Linked DNA regions of Mus musculus: region 1 is linked to region 2. Evidence: chromatin loops called from intact Hi-C (ENCODE). Cell type or tissue: left cerebral cortex. All regions are shown on one strand. Links, peaks and the distances in the headings refer to the core of each region. The heading gives the core; the rest is flanking DNA.

Evidence for each region. Peaks named below come from ENCODE experiments on the same cell type or tissue, not always from the same donor. Only the 100,000 strongest peaks of a DNase experiment are listed, where the experiment ranks them.
Region 1: a loop joins it to region 2, with 4 times the contacts of the local background. A loop is called at or near these places in 9 of 42 quality-filtered maps.

The regions. Positions count from the first base shown.
Region 1 is chr3:129,620,457-129,630,486 of GRCm38, reverse strand. It overlaps Elovl6 (ELOVL family member 6, elongation of long chain fatty acids (yeast)), which reads right to left. Exons shown (of 5, transcript NM_130450.2): 4 at 2,053-2,204. Among named protein-coding and RNA genes, the nearest start is that of Gm35986, 93 kb to the right of the region's middle. In left cerebral cortex, for the core only: a CTCF peak has its summit at 8,153 (motif pointing right); DNase peaks (open chromatin) are centred at 5,885, 8,165 and 9,064.
Region 2 is chr3:129,303,198-129,313,227 of GRCm38, reverse strand. Enpep (glutamyl aminopeptidase) reads left to right here. Exons shown (of 20, transcript NM_007934.3): 4 at 547-667; 5 at 3,305-3,459; 6 at 4,093-4,206; 7 at 7,687-7,821; 8 at 9,448-9,513. Among named protein-coding and RNA genes, the nearest start is that of Enpep, 25 kb to the left of the region's middle. In left cerebral cortex, for the core only: CTCF peaks have their summits at 4,132 and 4,953 (motif pointing left); DNase peaks (open chromatin) are centred at 3,462, 4,156 and 4,924.

The DNA.
Region 1 (10,030 bases), core at 1,225-9,224, 320 kb before region 2:
TTCCATGCCGTTACATGAAGGATCTGGAACTGGATGACAGATGTCACCATACTGGCCTTAGTGGCGAACTGTTAGTGTGGTATCTATATATAGTTAGAGTTTCTATATGTTAGTCAAGGTGAACCTCAACAAGAAACATGAGGACCTAAGCTGGAATTCTCAGAACTCATAAAAAAAGCTGGATGTGTAGAGCAAGTGTCTAAGGGAAGAGGTAGAGACAGGGCTGGGGTCAACTAGCATGGTGTGCACTCTCGAAAAAACACTAACCCGGGCTGTCCTACAACTTCCTCTAAGGATCAGGCTGGTCTTGAACTCAGAGATCCGCCCACCCCTGCGTCAAATGCTGGGATTTAAAGGCATGTGCCAACCCTCCCCCAGACCTTAATTCAAATGGTGAAAGCTAAGGACTCAGCTTACAAGGCCGTCTGCCCTCCATCCTCTTAATGGACATTATGGCATGTATATACCTGCATCCTACACACCAATGTGTTCAAACACACACCCACAGTCACACAAAATTTCCTGGGGCTTGATCTGTAGTTACCATATTATAAAATTCTGGGTAAAGTAGATTTATATCTGAATGGTAGGTGCTTATATAAATTCACTGACTGAGAGAATCTCTATCAGTGCATCTTATTTTCAATTTGTGTTCATGGTGCTACCTGTGTGTATGCCTACCATGTGCACACACACACACATCATTGTTAATGTATTCAGTCTAGGTCACGCAAGACCTGTGTTCATATTCTGATCCTCATAGGAAAGGTTTTTAGGTAGAGCTTTTGGCTACTCTTCCTTAGTCTTTGTCTTAGGAAGACAGCCATCAATCCAACTGTCAGCTACTCAAAGGCAGTAGATTTACACCATGTTGTGACACGTGGCTCAGCTGCTCCCCCAACACACTCGAGAGAACAGTATCTACACAGATGTGTGACCACGAACTCTGATGAGCTTACAAAACACTAGTGTCAGAACAGACCGGAGAAGTCTCCCATAAATCTACACACTCTCGCCTCTGTTTAAAGAAGACAAAAAAAAAAAAAAAGAACATTTGTACCTTCTGATTTCACAATTCAACTCAGTTCCACTAAAGCCACATAATTATTGATCTTGGACTAAAAATATTAGGAATCCCAGATGGAAGGGTGACCTGTCTTCCTCAAGAAGAATATACTCCAGTTTGTGAGCTGGTGGCCGCTAGTCACGGATTCACTCAGCTCACCCTCACAAGTGGATTCCTTACTCTAGCAATAAGGACACATTTCCAGAAAACCGTACTCATAACAGGTCCATGACATAACTTAACGTGTTTCGGCAAGCCTATGCCACCCTTACTTTCAAGACCACCGAAGGGCGAAGAGAATCTATAAGCAGAGGGAGAATTTCCACCCATGTCTAGCAGGTGCCCTACATTCCCTTTCCCCAGGGCCAGACTCAGGGATGATAAAATGAAGCAGCAGAAGCCAATAGTTAGCTCAGTTAATGAGAACAGAAGCCCCCAAAGCAAAGCTTGATTTCCGAGTCTGAATCTTGACCGCAGAGAGACGTTTGCTTATCTCCATGACTTGGAAACTGTAGCGCTGTTCTTCTTTTTCTCCCATTTTAATATTAGCTCAGCTGTTAATGGGCCTTAGAGAAGGGACCGTGTGTTATTTTATAAATCCCTGAGAGTGGCCTATTTTTAGTATTGTTAGGAAGTTGGCATTCAAAAACTCTTGGATTGATGGCTGTCTTCCTAGGACTAAGGAAGAGTAGCCAAAAGCTCTACCTAAAACCCTTTCCTATGAGGATCAGAATATGAACACAGGTCTTGCGTGACTGAATTGATGGAGACATCAATATACATAATGGACAGCGACATCAACAAGGAGCAAAGGGGTGGGAGAGAGTCAGTCAAATGTTTAGAGTTCAGGCATTCTAGCTTCTCAGCAGCCAGCAGAAGACAGAGCTCCGCATTGTGTTTCTTGGTTCATGCTTAGTAAGTCCTGGGTATGTGAAGCTGCAGTGGGGGTGGGGTGGGGTGGGGTGGGAGGGGAAACAGACACTCACCTAGTTCGGGTGCTTTGCTGAGCACAAATGCATAAGCCCAGAATTTGCTGACAGGTCCATTGTAAAAACTCTGGTCACAAACTGACTGCTTCAGGCCTTTGGTCATCAGAATGTACAGCATGTAAGCACCAGTTCGAAGAGCACCGAATATACTTCCGAAAGGAAGAGAGAAAAGAGACAACAGTCAGGAGACCAAGTTCAAGTTCACCTTCACCATTAACCGCTGTTAGGGTCTGAGTATGTCTATGGATGCTCTCTGTCTGTATGTATAACTACACACCAGAAGAGGGCATCAGGTCCCATTATAGATGGTTTTGAGCCACAATGTGGTTGCTGGGAATTGAACTCAGGAACTCTGGAAGAGCAGACAGTGCTCTTACCCACTGAGCCATCTGTCCAGCCCAAGGTCTGAGTATAAATTAACCCCCATAAGCTCATTCATTTCAACACCTGGTCTCCAACTGGTGGTCTGTTCTGGAAGGGTCTGGAACCTTTACAAGGTAAAGCCTTTGACGAGACAAAGCACGCCACTGGAGGTGGCCCTGAAGCTGTATAGCCTGGCCCACCTGACAGTGATGGAACATTGCCAGCTACCTAAGGTCCTTCTGCCATACTTCCCTCCAATAATGATGGGCTGTATAACTAATACGAGTATCCTTAGAAGGCAGGTCTGCCACTGGTCATAGCAGGCAGAGAAGAATCCTAGTACCCAGTTACCTGGGGCAAGCTTCAAACGCCCTGTAAAGGAGCTAGCACTACTCTTGGTACTGGGTTTTGATGACTGTTTGCTCTTTCTCTGTGCTCCACAATGAGGTCATGGAAAGAAGACTCAGTCCTCACCGGGCTTTCAGATGGAACTATTTCCTCTTGGGACCAATTTCACTGACAGGAGACAGAATAGCTCTACGTCCTTGGCATTACCTCTGCTCTGTCTGCATCCAGTCCCTTTCCAAGTCCCGTTGGCTCTCATCCCTGAAAGTCTGTTAGTGTCTTTAAGCGAACTCTCCCTCCACATCTGGAGCAGATGCCTTGGCTCCTGCAGCAGGATCCAAGCTGCTGGTCCTGGCCATGTCCTGTTGCTCATCTGTGTTTGCATCAAAAGTACCTTCTAGACTTCTCTCTACTACCAGCCCTAAGAAGAGTTCCATTCACCCTAGAAGAGCTAAGTATCCACCCAACTGAGTATACAAACTGCCAACACTGTTCTTGGCTTGACAGGTTTGCCTCCACTTAGTCACAGATGTTCCATAAAAACGTCAAAGAGAGGAAAGCTTATCGACACTATAAACACAAAACAAACAAAACCCCTTTTTAGCCAGGACCTGATAAGGAAACAGGAGCATTCTGGAACACATTGATGTAATAATGTGAAGCATGAAAGCACTTGGCATTTGGAGCAAGGGGATGTCACTGTGAGCGAAACTTTAATGTGTGTGACCCAGGATGGCATCTACAGTCTCTATGCAGAGAGAGATGGCTGGCTCCACGGAGAGATGTCCTGGCCTTCCCTTCTCTTCTCCATAAGATACCACAGCCTTCCTACAGTCAGTGGGAGCTACATATACGACCCACTATGGGATGAAGTGGCACCCTCACCAGGTTGGGTAATGGAATTTTCCAAGAGGAGTTAGAGAAAACACTTTTCCTGCGTAAGAGTTACAAGTCACTCAGCTAATCCGACCAGGAACTTTGTCCACTACATACAGAGAACTTAAAAGTTGACTTTGCTGAGACTTAAGGAATTAAAGATGACTTCCTGATTAATGTCTAAATCGGGACGGGAAGCAGCATCTCTAAGGATAGTGTCCCTCATTTCAATAGGCACTGTCACTTTTTGGTTAGTGATGAAATTTATCCTTCAGTGGCTCTCTGCATCTAGACAACGCCCCTACCCCCACATTCCTGACCAGGGATCGCACAACTCTGAGTGGCTTCTTTACTGCTCGATCACCTTCACCTCCTGATGTTCTGCTCAGTGTGCCAGCACTGCTGGGCACATCACATTCTCTGCCTCAGGGCTTTTGAGTACTCTTCCCTCTGGAAGCTTATTCACCCCAAGGCTGGCTCTTTGTCCCTTTCAAATCTCGAACAGGTTTAACTCCTGGTGAGGATGCCTCTACAGCCCGAAAGTAGAGGCAGTGATCTCGATTTCATTGGACAAGTTGGATAATGGAAATGTTCACTCTTAACTTGAGTCCCTCTCCCCTTGCTTCCTGGGATGATGGTCCACCAACTTTAACATGAAAGTTTCCAACTTTTCCAAATTAAGGTTTTAGATCTTAGTCTGCTGCTTTGGAAAAAAACCACAGATATGTCATCCAGTGGCTGAGGAAGAATCAAGAACTCCCCTCCCCCACTCCTCATCCTTTGTTCAGGGTGACCCAGGGTCTTACTCTTCTAAGAAAATCAAACCCTTTCTGTATAGTATAGGAGCAATCAAGCGTATAAACCAGTTCTAGGACCCCGACTCAGGAGAGACTTCTCTTAGGAAAGTCCATGTGGTCCGTTCTAGCCAATGTGATGGGTTGGGAAAGGTTTCTCCGCTCTCTAATACACACTGTCCGACAATTCAGCAGGCCTTTGGCAGCTCCGAGGACCAAGTCAAGCCAGGAGAGCAAAATAGTTGGTCTGGATGTGGCTGAGGTGGCGAGCGAGACTACGTTCCAGTTCCCCTTGGCTCAAGACTTCTTGTATTGCAGAAATCAATTTGTAAACCTTCTTTCCATCACTTGCAGCCCAAAGCCCTAGGTAAACCTGGCACATGGATGTGACTTTCAATTGACTTGTTTCTTTAACACTCAGTGAGGAAATGACCTTTGTGGTTCAAAAGTGCAGCCAGTCACTGGTACTGCCGGGACAGTACATACTAGATACATGAGGCTTATCTTGCACCATACACCAGTAGAGGAGCTCCCAATGACTTCTGCTAAGTCTGAAGCAAGGGACCCTGTGTAGTACAAGACACATTGGCTACACCTGGGACTTTTCTGTATAAGTCTATTTTGTAACTATAGCCTTCTCCATCATACCCAGCCCATCAGACATACCCAAAACCCATGTGGCCCAGAGATGTCTCTCTATTCTATCACTACCAGATTGACTGCAAGTAGGCAGAGCAGGTTCAAGACAATCTTCCAAACTTTGGACATCACTGTAATTTATTACTAACTTTTAATTGTTTTTGTTTGTTTGTTTGTTTTTTTGAGACAGGGTTTCTCTGGGTAGCCCTGGCTGTCCTGGAACTCACTCTGTAGACCAGGCTGGCCTCGAACTTAGAAATCCGCCTACCTCTGCCTCCCAAGGGCTGGGATTACAGGCATGCGCAACCACTGCCCGGCTAATTTTTAATTGTTAATAGTTAAATGTACCCCCTCAGTTGTTAACTGTTTAGCACAATGGATTTAATGGCTCTGGGAGACTTCCTGTGTAGGGAAGCCAATGGAGCGGGAGAGCTGCTTTGGATTGGAAATGGTTTCTCTGTTCTTAGGGTGTATTGTCTGGAAATGCAGCAGACATTTTGCTGGCATTTCAGCTGGGGGGGGGGTGTTAAGTAGTTATTCACAGGGTTGAAAGTTGGAACTGGGGAGGGGTGGACTACTTTAGACAATCTTTTACATCACGGTGACCCACAATACTGCTATCAAGTATACAGCACAAATTATTGTCTCATATTTGGACAGAAGCCTCATTCCCTGAGCTCTGAACAATAAGGCTGCCTGAGAACTGAGGACAGTGGCACTTTTGAGGGACTATGTCAGTGCCAGCCATTGGGCCCCTGTGTTCATGGGCAAAGGCGTATTGTTGAGCTGTGACAATGCCGCTGTTGGGGAGCCGCTAGCTCTGCCTCTGCCACATCTCAGCCATGTGTACGTCAGATCAGGTGGCTCTTCCTTCTAACAGCACCATGCCATGACGCATTACTAAACTAGACTTGAAGGAGAGCCCTTTCCTCTGTAAGTTGCGTTCGTTCCTTCCAGAGGCTGTGTGATAGACACAGCTTCAAAAAAAAAAAAAAGTGCGGTTTTGGCTCCGTGACCACGCTTCTCTGGTAGGCTTGGCAGGCCTGTCCCTCCCTGGGCACATCACTGGTCCTTTTTGTAAGGAAACACTCTATTCATGCCCACAACTGAAGTTCAGGTCATTCTCTTTGCCCTCTTCCTGGAGAGGTTCTGCTGGCCTGAAGGCCTTGCTGTTGAGAGCATGTTGCTGAGCAGCCTCTGACCCATGGGATAAGCAGGGATGGAGATGGGGGCAGAGGACAGGGGTCGTGAGTGGGGTGACTGGGAGGAGGACAACCGGGATTGGCCCAGACTCCCTGCTTTCTCAATCAGATTGCAAACCCCACAACCTATGTCAGCTAGCAAGTTCATAACTGGACATATATGAGCATTCTTTCTTTCTTTTTTTAAAGATTTATTATTTACTATATGTCAGTACACTGTAGCTGTCTCCAGACACCCCAGAAGAGGGTATCCGATCTCATTACAGATGGCTGTGAGCCACCATGTGGTTGCTGGGATTTGAACTCAGGACCTCTGGAAGAGCAATCAGTGCTCTTATCCGCTGAGCTATTTCTGCAGCCCAGATATGAGCGTTTCCCAGAGAACATCTTGGAAGAGAGGTTGCTGGCAGGGACAAGCAGCTCATTCTTGTGCATGGTTGCTTTAGTCAGCTGACAAAGGTCGTCCTGAGGGGCAGGTGAGCTGAGAGCCTGGGCGGCAGTGGGTCATGGGGCTGGATAACCACCACAGTAAGGTCTTTCCTGCTGTAAAATGCACTCATCCTGTACTTGGCTATCTACTGGTTCTGAAGGCATACGCTTTTTCTTGCAGAGTTTAGTTTTGCTTTTCAGTGACAGGAGAGAGAGAGAGTGTGTGGTCAGCCACCTGAGGCATAAATGCAGTGAGGAGGCCGGCCGGCCGACTGCCCTGTTTAGCTAAGGTGCTACCACTGGCCTCTCGATTCAGGGTAAGGAAGTGTGTTTTGAATTTCCACAGGAGATACCAGGAATAGCTAGTAGACACTAAATTGGGAAGGCTGTCAAAAGAACCATGTTCTTTGTACTCCAGGCCTATACAGTCAATATTGCTTTTTTCTTTGTTTTTAAATAAATGTGTATTAGACTGACATTTTCAATAACGCCTTAAGTGGGTGACTGCTCATCACTGATAAACATAAACAACAACAGAGGTGCTCGTGACGAAGCCCTGGGATTGTCGGAGAAAATCCTGATTCATTTACTGAACCACCAAGTATTTAACAGTAAGGGCCAGATACTGAAGAACTCATGTGGAGGGCAAAACCTCCTTAACATCCTATAGATGGTACAGACATGTGAAACACACACACACACACACACACACACACACACACACACACACACGAACACACGCACTCGTGCATGCACATGTGTGTGCGCGCCCTAAGACAATTTCCTTATCTAATCCTGGAAGTAATTGTACTTTTGGTGCAGACCTTGGGAGATGTGTGTGTGTATATTCAAAAGTAATTGCATCAAAAAGTAATTGTGCAATCTATCTCCATTCAAAAGTAATTGCAACAAAGTTACAATTTCTTTCATAATAAGTGTATGACATTTTGTCAGTTGTTAAAACTTGGCAATGGCTGACCCCTCTTTATGAACACAGGAGGGGCTATTAATATTTCTGATAACATAATCTGAGCTGACATTGTTCTTAGACTCAGACAATATCCATAGCAGGACAAACACCCAACAATCCCAGGACAGGATAAAACAAAACCAAAAAACAACAAAAAAAAACCAACAACAACAACAACAAAAAAAAACCAAAAAACCCAACAACCGCCACCCAGCAACTGCTGTCATGCATATTGACCCGAGGAGAGGATTCAGACTGTAGATGTCAGATGGAATAAGGTCACCTCCACACCCCTGTCATCTCTACCAGAGACACATAGCTCAAGGGCCGAGCCCTTCCACTCCAGAAGACTTTGTTCTCGGTAGAGAATGTCAAACTTTAGGGGACGATTGTCTATTTAAACTTTTCTTACTAGTTCGTGTGTATAGATGCTTAGCTTGATGTATGTTTGTGAACCACTGGCCTGCAGTGCTCTTGGAGGCCAGAAGAGGGCGTTGGATCCCTCTGGGACTGAAGTCCTGGTGGCACACGCCTTTAATCCCAGCAATTGGGAGAGGCAGGCGAATTTCTGAGTTCAAGGCCAGCCTGGTCTATAGAGTGAGTTCCAGGATAGCCAAGGATACACAGAGAAACCCTGTCTCAACGCCCCTCCCCGCCAAGACTGGAAATTTAATCTGGGTCCTCAGGAAAAAGAAAGACAGTGCTCTTAATCACTGAGGCATCTCTCAGCCTTTTGATTCATTTATTTCTCCTTGGAATATTAAACCAGATACTTCAATTAGAAACTTGGAAAATCTCCCAAATACGGTGGCTCAAAAGGCCCATTAAACTGTACATGAGATGAATCATAACTGACATGGCCCATATAATCAGAACTCAAGAGTTCAACAAGACCCTCTGCCCCCGCCCCCGGAAGGTACTGGAAAATTAATTTTAAACTCTCATTGCTTTCTTTCATCTTTTTAGACCAGTTTTATCTTTCAGCAACATAAAAAGTGAGAGATTTCTCTGTAGGATGAAACTCTGATTTCTAATTTTATAATGTTTCCTTCATATTTAGTCCTTGGGATTCATCTTTAGTTCATAATTGAGAAAAAAAAAAGATTCCTTTGGAGTTGTAATGTCACACAAACATTGCTTCCTTTTTGAAGAACAACAGTCTCGCAACAGGACGGGAATGAGTAAGTGGAATTGAAGACAGGTGATAGGAAAAGTGTGGGGTGGAAAAGGTCAGCCCAGTTCACGAGGAAACCACTTCCGGTTCATTTTCATTTGTAGTGACATCTAAAAGTGACTGATAAGTTAGCACATACCCACTTAAAGCACTTCTAGGCTAAGCAAATGCTACAAGCTGCCATATGGATTCCATTGGTCCTGAAGGCTTCTGGCAGAACACAGTTGGTGGGAAAAGACTCAAGAGTACATAGAAGCTTTGCAAATAGCTCCTAATGTGCCACAGAAAACAAGTACCATGGTGGGTGTGCCTTGTACAGCTGCTGTCTCCATTCGCCACTCCCTTGATAAGCCAGAGAACTCCTGCTTTAGACAGTTGTTTTGAATTTTGTTTGATAGGATGGGCTGGCTTTGATTCAACTTCTGATATGTCAATTTAATTCCCTTGACTGGTAAATACAAGCAGCTTTTTTTTTCTCCCCCAAATAAAAGAGAAAGGTAAGGGTCTGAGTGTTGTTTAAATACTATAACTCCTTGTCTCCCAGTGACCCGACATGTTAAATATAGCTGAGCAGGTCCTTACATCTAGAGTGTACAACTTGGAAATGACCCACTTGTTTCAAGAACCTGGCAAAATACTAACACTCTGGGGCCAACTTTGAATGACTAACTTGATAAAAACCCAGCCTTGCAGAGTGCAGAGTCAGGAGGCAAGGAGAAAGTAAGATAAGTCTGAGGGCAACGGGTACCATTCTGGCTGTCCATCAGCAGCTGCCACAGGCATAGATGTACGGCTATAGGATCTGAGACCTCAGTTTAGGATTTTTTGTCTTCAAATGCACCAGGATCTTACATTACTGAAACTTCTATCACATTTCCCTACGAGTCACATGGACGTCTCTCTGTGTAATACGACCGATGGCTTCAGTTCCTTCAGGACCAATAGGGAAAGTGTCAAACTCACCTGAGTTTGAGTCCTAGCCGTGCCAGCCTCAGTTGTGGTGGGCTCAAACTTGACTCTGTAGACATCTCAGGATGTCTCACATGTGAGCCACAAGATGGTGCAAGCTCCTAGCTCCAAGAGACATTATCGTGCCTAACTTACAGGCAAAGACACAGACAGCGAGGGGCTTGTGAGCTAGCCTAAGCAAGGACCCCTAGTTCCTATGCAGCATCCACTTCAA
Region 2 (10,030 bases), core at 689-8,688:
TTTTGTTTGTTTTAAAAAATGATTTGTTTATTTTTATTTTATGTGCACTGATGCTTTGCTTACATGTATGTCTGTGTGAAGGTGTCAGATCTCTTGGGACTAGAGTCACAGACAGTTGTGAGCTGCCATGTGGGTGCTGGGAATTTAACCCAGGTCCCCTGGAAGAGCAGTCAGTGGTCTTAACTGCTGAGCCATCTCTCCAGCCCCAGACAATACAGATTTTTAAAAGGCGATGATATATTTTAATGTCTGACACGCTATCAGGCTTTGGTAGCAAACTTATCCAATGGTTTGCATGCCAATCACTGCGCCTTAAGCTGTTTCTACTCACTAATGTCACACAGTTACATCCTAATGACCCTTTTTACCCAAGTCTTAGAGCTGAGAAGTGATTTGTGCAAGGCTACACAGAGCAGGCTGGGGCTTCAGACGCGAAGCTGGCTGCAAGGGCCTCTGGCGGTCAGTTATACCATGCCTCACGGTTTGTGGGTGTGTGTGTCATCAGATGAAGCCTTATCTTCCTGAATGTCTGTGTTTCCTTACTAGCTCAAGGTCTATGTCCAGCCCAATCAGAAGGAGACAGCAGAGTATGCGGCAAACATAACCCAAGCTGTATTTGATTACTTCGAAGACTACTTCGCTATGGAGTATGCGCTTCCTAAACTGGGTGAGAAAACACTTTTAATTCCTCATTTCAAGTTGCCTTTGGGTTTTTTGTTTGTTTGTTTTGTTTTATCTTTTTTTTTTAAAGCCTAAGTTAACCTAGTGTGTCTAATTCTATCACCATGAATTACTGATCATCTCTGAGTCTTTTTAGTATGTGCATGCACTTCGTGTCTGACGGGAACTACAAGCTCAAAGATCCACGCTGGAGTCTTTCAAAAATAATAGCCACTCTCTCCTCTTATATGAGGAAGAGCTAATCTTTGATTCAGAAAGCAGCTCCTGCGGAGCTTGCTCACGGTGGGGCCAAAACAGCCACCTACATCATTAGATTTAAAAATCAGGACTCCGCCAATGGTTTGCATGCCTGGCCCTCCTAAGGGAGTTGGAAAACAGTAAGGGTCAGCGATGTCGTAAGAGGCTCGTGTGCTTCCCACCCGACCCTTGTTGTGCAAGACTTTCCAGCCCCGGGAATGAAATACTGGAGCTCCTTCTAGAGTTTCCTTTTCTTCAGTGTGGAGAGAAACACATCTTATTTTTATTTTTTGGTAATATGCAAGGAAAGCCATATTCCAAATGTATGGACATGCTGTCTCCATCAACAGCACAGACAAGCTTGAGTGACCAGTTTGAACAGAGATGTAACTGTAAGACCCTTGGAGACACTTGAAGGGAAGGTCTTAAGAAAACCAACCAACTGCCTGGGCTGTGGTGGTGCATAGCTTTAATCCCAGAATTTGGGAGGCAGAGGCAGGTGGATCTGAGTTCAAGGCCAGCCTAGTCTATGGATGAGTTTCAGGTTAGTCAGGGCTACACAGAGAATCCTTGTCTTGGAGAAAGAGAGAGAGAGAGAGAGAGACAGAGACAGAGACAGAGACAGAGACAGAGACAGAGAGACAGAGAGAGAGGCAGACAGACAGACAGAGAGAGAGAGACAGAGAGAGAGAGGCAGACAGACAGACACACAGAGAGAGGCAGACAGACAGACAGACAGACACACACACACAGAGAGAGAGAGAGAGAGAGAGAGAGAGAGAGAGAGAGAGAAAACCAAGAATCTACTTCCCTATCTAGTATCTACCACCTTAATAAATTCCGTAGAAGGCAAAAGGCACGGTGGCTCTGTGTGTGTACACCCCCACATCTCATTTTCACTTCAATGGTCCTTTATACCACATATAAATTATGAGAGGAAACAGAAAGACAAGTAGCTTTCTACCAGACTCAGAGGAAAATTCCGAATGTTACAGGAACTGGAATGCAGAGTTCATTGTCTTTGTCTCACTCCTTGTGATCACGGTGACCCCAGATGCAGAATTCACACCAGTCTCTCTCTCTCTCTCTCTCTCTCTCTCTCTCTCCCTCTTCTCTTCTCTCCCATGTGCTTCCCTGGGTGTCTTTAACACTTTCAGATTTATCTGTATACTAGAGCCTTTGGAAGTGATGTCCTCACTCATATCAAAAGGTAATTGAATTGACATTAATTAATTATAATGTCCGTGTTCACTAGAGAAGAGATTGCATGCATTTGCTCAAGGATTTGTGCAAATTGTACTTTCCAACATTGTAAAAACTGTTGGCTATAGGGTCATACTTTCCCAAGCTTGAGGGCTATTCTTATGCCACAGTAAGAGCGACCCCTACAATGAGAACATGACAAGAAAATCACGACTCTTACCTTGATTTTCAATGAATATATATATATATATATATATATACACTATTCTTTCATACAAATCTTTAAGAAATTTTAATCAAAAAGGCCTCTTTCTTACATGTTAGAATGAAATTTCACTTATTTAAAATTTTGTGCCTCATTTAAATTATAGTAGTAATAAAAATTATATTCAGGTTACAGTTCATTAGCTTGGGAAGCTGTATTCCCTGATAATCGGTGTTTTTCCTGTATGCAGATTTAATGTGGAAGTGTTCAATGTTGCTTCCCTTTGTTGGGTGTTATTTCTAAAATCCAGAGAAAATAGGACAGAAATTCCTGTGACCTGGATAAAAAAATAGAGAGAGAAATTGGTCAATTCCATGTCCTTCTAGCTTATTTAAAATACAAAGGAAGATGGCAAAGGGAAGGTGGAGGAAAAGAGGAAAGGGACATTAGATTGGCCGAGAATCAGACTGTCCTTAAATTGTACATCACTCGGGTTTCTAAGTCTGTGTCCTTGACATGCAAGCTGTCTCTCTGAACTCACATGTTCTGTCTTCTCAGTTCTCATTTAAAGGCTTCACTCTTTTTTTTTCCCTAACACTGTATCCCCCAAATAGGTGCTGTTTATAACCAACGTCATAAATAAAAGATGGGGGAAAGTAATAAAAATGAATTACTGTAAAGAGAAGAAAAGACATAAAACCAGAGAGGCTTGGAATAAAAGAGCAGTCATGTAATCCTTCAGAGAAAAGGGAGGGCTAGGGAGGGACGACACACTGAAGTCTGGAGGCTACAGGAACTTCTCCGTGGGAATGTTGAGAGCATTAGGACTGAGTTTGTGCACAAACGATTTCTGCCTCTCACTCTGAAACATTATTTTTAGCCTTAAAAAACAAAGTCAACCAAAGAAGTTAATTTGGTAAGAGACGCTGTGAACAAGTGGAAAGAATGCATTTCTCACCAGACTGTCTTTTTCCACAGATAAAATTGCTATTCCAGATTTTGGCACCGGCGCCATGGAAAATTGGGGACTTGTCACTTACCGAGAAACAAACCTGCTTTACGACCCCCTACTATCGGCCTCATCTAACCAGCAGAGAGTGGCCAGCGTGGTTGCCCACGAACTTGTACACCAGGTAGAGAGGGCCTCCCTGAAACAAATCCACTTGCTTTTTAAAACTGGCCTCTTTCCACAGCAGTAATACAAAGTGTGGATGACTAACGAAGTGAAACAGACCCACTCAGAACATCCCACGTGAAAGCTAGTCTAAGCCTTCACTAATATTTTACTGCACAGAAACTTTCCAGCGGTTCTCAACCTGTGGATGGTCACCCGGTGGGTGTCAAATGACCCTTTCACAGAGGTTACCTAAGACCATCAGAAAGCACAGATATGTCTATTATGATTAATAGCAGTAGCAAAATTAGAGTTACAAAGTAGGAACAAAAAATAATTTTATGGTTGGGGTCACCACAACGTGTGAAACTGCATTAAAGGGTGGCAGCATTAGGAAGGCTGAGAACCACAGTTTTAGACTGTTTTGCATTTAATAAAAACACAAGAGACCTTCCTATAACATTATATATTCCTTAAATTATATTAATAAACTGGAGAATTTAACATTCCTCAAATCAAGATGAAGTGGGAAATACATGTTAGGTACAATACTGATTGCTTCTGTGTCAGTTACAAATCCACGCCATGAAATTTCCTAGCACCTCCCTACTGCGAGAGTAAGCATCTATTTCCCCGTTGCTTTTCATTTCAGTGGTTTGGAAATACTGTGACCATGGACTGGTGGGACGACTTGTGGCTAAATGAAGGATTTGCTTCGTTCTTCGAGTTCTTGGGAGTAAACCACGCAGAAAAAGACTGGCAGATGGTGAGTCCTAACACAATCTGAATCTGTTTCTTCGTGGAAACCCAACTGAAGCCTTTGACAGAGGTCTAGGATCAGTGTCAAATATCCGTTGTGAAGGTAGTCAGAAGCCAGGAGCCAGGAACTTCCCCTGAGCTGCTCTTTGCCAAGAGCCTTTACCTGGTCATTGAGGCAGTAGGGAGCCATAGACAAACACCTGTCTAGATGGGGGATCAGGGCAGAAAGTGTAAGAAACGCCCACCTTGCATTTCCAGGAAGTAGGGTGTCAGCCCTTCCCAAGTCTTATTTTATAAGCTCTTTGACTTGAGCTGGTTGCTGCAAGGCTGTGATGTGGTGAAAACTTAGCAGTTAGGTGCAAGCTCACATCCTAAATGCATCAGCTCTCAGATGCACAGCAGGAAGCCTGGCCACAAGCGAGGTGCACGCTCTTCTCTGGGTCAGCTCTCCCTTTCATGTCCGATGAGAGCATTGTTCAGTATCAAGTAAGCGTTCAAGTTGTCAAACTGTAGGCTTAGTGAACGTTCTCAGTGTGCTCTCAAGGGACCTGGAATAAAACTTTCCAGGATTGCTACAGAATTTTCTTTAGGAAAATTAAGCCTTTTCTGTTTGTATTTAGATCGTGTAAGTATTCGTCTCTGGCTGAATATATGCATGTGTGTTCACTCCATAGATGTGTATACCTATCTCTGTGTAGATGTAGATTACCATGAAGTATGTAGAATACTGCCCTCTACTGGACTAGTTTGTGACATTGAGTAACTTACCTTGTCTGCATCCCTTTAAAAAGAACTGCCTCGTCCAGTTGTTGTAAAGGCGAACAATAAAGTGTATTTAAAGGGCTTAGTCTCCCACGTGAATTTGATAAAGAAATAACAAGACTGCTCAACTTGGAGTTATTTTTATCTTTCTCTGACTTCTGAAAGTATTTTTAAGTGACCTCTAAACTCCAATGCTTCCTAAGTGTCGCTGAAAAGCTACTAAAGGGCAAATTTAAAAATACAGGAGCACACCATCCAACAGAAGTTTAACTTCCCTGGGGCGCAAGAGTCTATAACAGTTTTCCTTTTTCAACTTTAAAACTTTTTTTTTTCCCTGCCTCCTGCCTCTTCCCCCCATCTCCTCACTGTCCCAACTTTTCCTTCTCAATTTTATGTCCTTACAAAACAAACAGCAAACAAACAAATGAAAATACACTCGGGTGTAGGACCAGCTACTGGAACATGGGGTAGACTTTCCAGGGCCACATTCCTGAAGAAAAATGGAACCCTCCCCTGCATAGCTGCCATCAATGGGGGTGGGGCAGCTCCTAAGCTAGGGGTACATAGCATAAGCTCTCCCCAGTCCAAGCTGGGAAGTTTGGTTGACTTGATCTTGTCCCTGTAGTCCCAGCTGCTGATGTAGGTTAAAAAGTTTTAAGAAGCAATTGTTGTAAATCCTACCCCCCCCCCAGGACTCCCCCTCCCCGCTTGAATCCACAGAGATCTGTCTACCTCTGCCTCCAGAGTGCCGAGATGAAAGGAGTGTGCCATCAGCCTGTCCCTTGGGAAATCTATCTTTTACATTAAATACTTGCATCCCCCCTAACCTTCTTTGAAAGGTGAGGGGAACTGCTCTGCAAAGTTGAGTCTTTAAACAATTTACATCAGGGTTTTTCCACCCGGGAACTATTAACATTTGGGGCAATGCTTTGTTTCATGGGCCTCCCTATGCAGTGCACACTAGCCAGTTCCTGTCACACTCTCTACTGCTAGCTCCCCTGTCCCAGTGGTGACAAAGGCTAGGAATAGAGATAAAAATAAACAAGTAAAAATCTTCAGTTGCCGATCATCATGACAGTAAACATTGATGAATTCGTAATTTTTTGAAAATAAACTACACAACGGGTAAATAATTTTGTCTTTTATTTTTTCTATTAAAGTATTTTGGTGACCTCCCTTTATCAAATTCTGATATTAAACTGTAACATTTGAATAGTCAGTTAAACTCCAATTTTGATGTTTCAAAACACCATTAAGCCCAGCTTGGTTGTAAACGCCAGTGAACCCTGCACTTGGGAGATTGAAGCAACAGAATCAAGAGTTCAAGGCTAGCCTGAGATTCTTAGTGAAGCCCTGACTTAGAAAACCAAGGCTGTGGATGTATCTCAGTGATAGAGTATTTTGCTAGCATGGGCAAAGTCCTAGGCTCAATTCTCAGGACCGGGAAGGGGTGGGGGTGGGATTGGTGTATTCTAGAATTTATTACTCACTCTTTTACCCCTCAGTGGAATATAATCACATAAATAGCTGTAATTTGCCCCCCCTCCCTTCTTCCTATTTATTCATCTTGCATTTACCTAAGAGCAGACAATCAAGTCATTTGATAAAAACATTTATTTAGTCCTCACGGAGTTCCCAGTTTACGGCCTTGTGTGGAAAGGAGTCTGGTAAATAAGTTAGAAAGAAAAATCCCATGAATACCTCTGTGACTTACTTCATCAGTGACAACTTTTTGCTTGAAGAAGATAATAACACTCCCCAATGATGTGAGAGGCAGGGTACATTCAGAAAAACACGGGTTTTTCTTCTCACTTAAACCTCTTGACATGCAAACCGAACCAACCAACCCACCCAACAAACAAAATTCAAGTCAAACTGTGATTGTGGGCATCATCCAACCACAGAACCTTGTCTATTATGAAGGGCAACCATGACACTGGGAAATATAAGTTAACATGACAAGCACCCTTTTTGGAAATATTTTAAGCTAGTAGAAGAACTAAAGTGTTGATGTTTTTTGTTTTTTTGTTTTTTTTTTTTAATTAGTACTAGTTTAACAGGGTGAGTTTGCAGAATCTTCATCCATATGAATCAAAGTAACAATGACAGACAATTTGCAGAGTTCCCCTGCGTACCCAGTACTATGTATCAAGTGCTGCACATGAACTGGAGTTTTGAGTCCTGTGCACAAGTCCAAAGAGGAGGGGCTCTCACTGCTAGTGACCAGGGATCTAGTTTAAGTTATGAATCAAGAAGAGAGAAAGACTGTGCTCTCAGCCAAGGAAGCCCAACCATACTGTGAGGATCATAGCCATGCCTCTCGACTGAGAAAACCTATGGCCAAATCACAATTGATCCCTAGAACTAAAGAATGAGCAAGGGCTTTCTTTGATTGATTAGAAACTGTTCACATTCCAAGGACAAGTAACCGGAAACAACATCTTTGGCCAATTGAGTCTCTACGTCGGTCAATGTTCATGGTGACCCCCAAGAGGGGACATCAGGTTTGGTGCAGTTTAAAGTGCGGAGCAGTGAGAATTACAGAAAGAGGAGAGGAATCAGCGAGGGCACAGGCTTGATCGTACAGCATTCATTTGAAAACCCAGAGACCTTGTTACACCATCTGAGCCATTGCCGCTTCTGTCCCCACCGCTTTGAATCCGTAGCATGTTATGAAATAGAAAGCCGTCCGAGGGAAGTGCTAACTCTCTCTGCTTTCTGTCAGCTCAGTCAGGTGCTGCTTGAAGATGTGTTCCCCGTGCAAGAGGACGACTCCCTGATGTCTTCACATCCAGTGGTCGTCACCGTGTCCACGCCAGCTGAAATAACATCTGTGTTTGATGGGATATCATACAGCAAGGTAGGAGATACACAGCATTGGTTTGGAACATCCTTTGGTTGACCGACTTTTAGTCAAGCTCCTTTACCCGCTAAGCATCCTACCAGTTCTTATCTTGATTTTTTTTTTTTTTTTGGAGAGAAAATATGTCTTACTTTTCTGCTGTGTGGTCAACGAGGACAGCCAACTAACTACATGGGCATTCTAATGGAAGAACACTTTGATGTTTAGAACAAGCATTCAAATGCAGCTTAGTTGAGGGTGAAATCTTCATCCATTGTGTGTGTGTGTGGTGGTGGGGGGGAAGGAACGGAGGGACAGAGGGAGAGAGAGAGAGAGAGAGAGAGAGAGAGAGAGAGATGCCTGTATTTTGTAGGCAAGGCATTTTTTAGACTAAAACTGGATGAGATACTGCTAGGAATGTGCAGCCCAAGTTCCTGTGACATTCTCTCTCTCACGACATTTCCTACCATACCTCATCCCACATGTGTTCCATACTTGTGCTAACATAATTTAAATCTGTGTAGCTTCCTGTCTTTGTCACTCACAATTCAGCCATTGTATTAAGTTACTGAAAAGCTACTGTTATGATGGATGAACCCCGACATGGTTGTTTTTATAACTATTAAAATGATGTTTATCAAAATCAGCCTAAGTGACAGCAGTTACCACGTGAAGTTGATACCATAATTTTCTGTGTCTCCTCTCACCTCCCCCCGGCCCCCGTGGCATCTTTTCTGCCTTCTTTTAAATGATTGATTATCCGTCTGAGGAACTCACAAAGGAAGGCTCAGACTCAATTCTCTAAGTCCTGGGTATGCCAGGGGCTTAAAATAGTGTCAGAAATAAATATGTTTCTAAGCTTTATTCTTACCGTGTCCAAATGCAACGTAAAATACTTGGGAAATTGTAATGAAAACTACTAAGTGGGAAGGCAATATTTTCATGTATATTAGTTGAAAACTGATAGAAAAATCTCACAAGTAGTGTGTCTTAGTATTAACCCACATGGAAGATGCTGGGAATCAGTGCATGCCTCAAATTCTTGAGATATATAAAGCAAAATGAAACAAAACTTTTGATATAAAATATTTTTGTGCCTACATTACATATCTATCCATACTAAAATATTTTGGTAGATATTTTCTTTTTCCTTCTGTTAAAAATACTTATCATTTCTTATGTGGAGGTATACTTAATAGTTTGCCAGAATTTCACCTTGAAATTAGCGCTTCAGCCAAGAATGTGCGGTGAGGACCATTTTTCTCTTCTTTCATTAACAGATTGCCACCTGCCGTCTGACTAGGGGAAGTGCAGCAACCATTTAGACACCATTTAGTCACTGACAGGATGGCAATTTGAGCAATTTTTCTTCAACACTTAGATATTTAGAAACACACATACATGGAAAGGGTGCTGTGTGTGTGTGTGTGTGTGTGTGTGTGTGTGTGTGTGTGTGTGTGTGTGTGTGTGTCTGTCTGTCTGTCTGTCTGTCTGTCTGTGTGTTATCACGGCACAATAAACTCTGTAATTCATCAGAATGATCTTCAGAAACGCTGGAACACAATCATGAAATGTTGCAGTAATGCTCAGTGATACTGTTCCTTGCAGTTTCATTAATTTAATTGCTCTCTTCTTCCATCCTAGGGAGCTTCTATTCTGAGAATGCTCCAAGACTGGATAACACCAGAGAAATTCCAAAAAGGCTGTCAGGTATGATTGATTTTTTTGACGGTGGCAAAAGTACACTCTACTGATAATTCGGCTGACAATTGTGGCTGGCTGATTAAGAACAATTGTTTGTTTGTTTGTTTTTACTTTCACTGAACATGGACAGATAAGCAAGAGATAAAGGTATGATAAAAGATAAAGGATGACTTTACGTCAAGTTAAGGCTCTACATTTCATCTGTAATGATCATTTACCAGAAATGTCATGGGGAAATTCAAGTGGATCTCTTACAGATGCTGGATACTCTTTACATGTGTGGATATTCTTTACATGTGTGGATACTCTTTACATGTGTGGATACTCTTTATATGTGTGGATACTCTTTACGTGTGTGGATACTCTTTACATGTATGGATACTCTTTACATGGCTGGACCTGCAATTAAAAGATAGCCTAGACCAGGTAGCTTAAACAAAAGAAACTTATTTTCCCACAACACTGGTAAAATCCAGGGTCAAGGCGCTGCCTTTCAGTTGCTGGTGAGGGTCCTTTTGTCCTG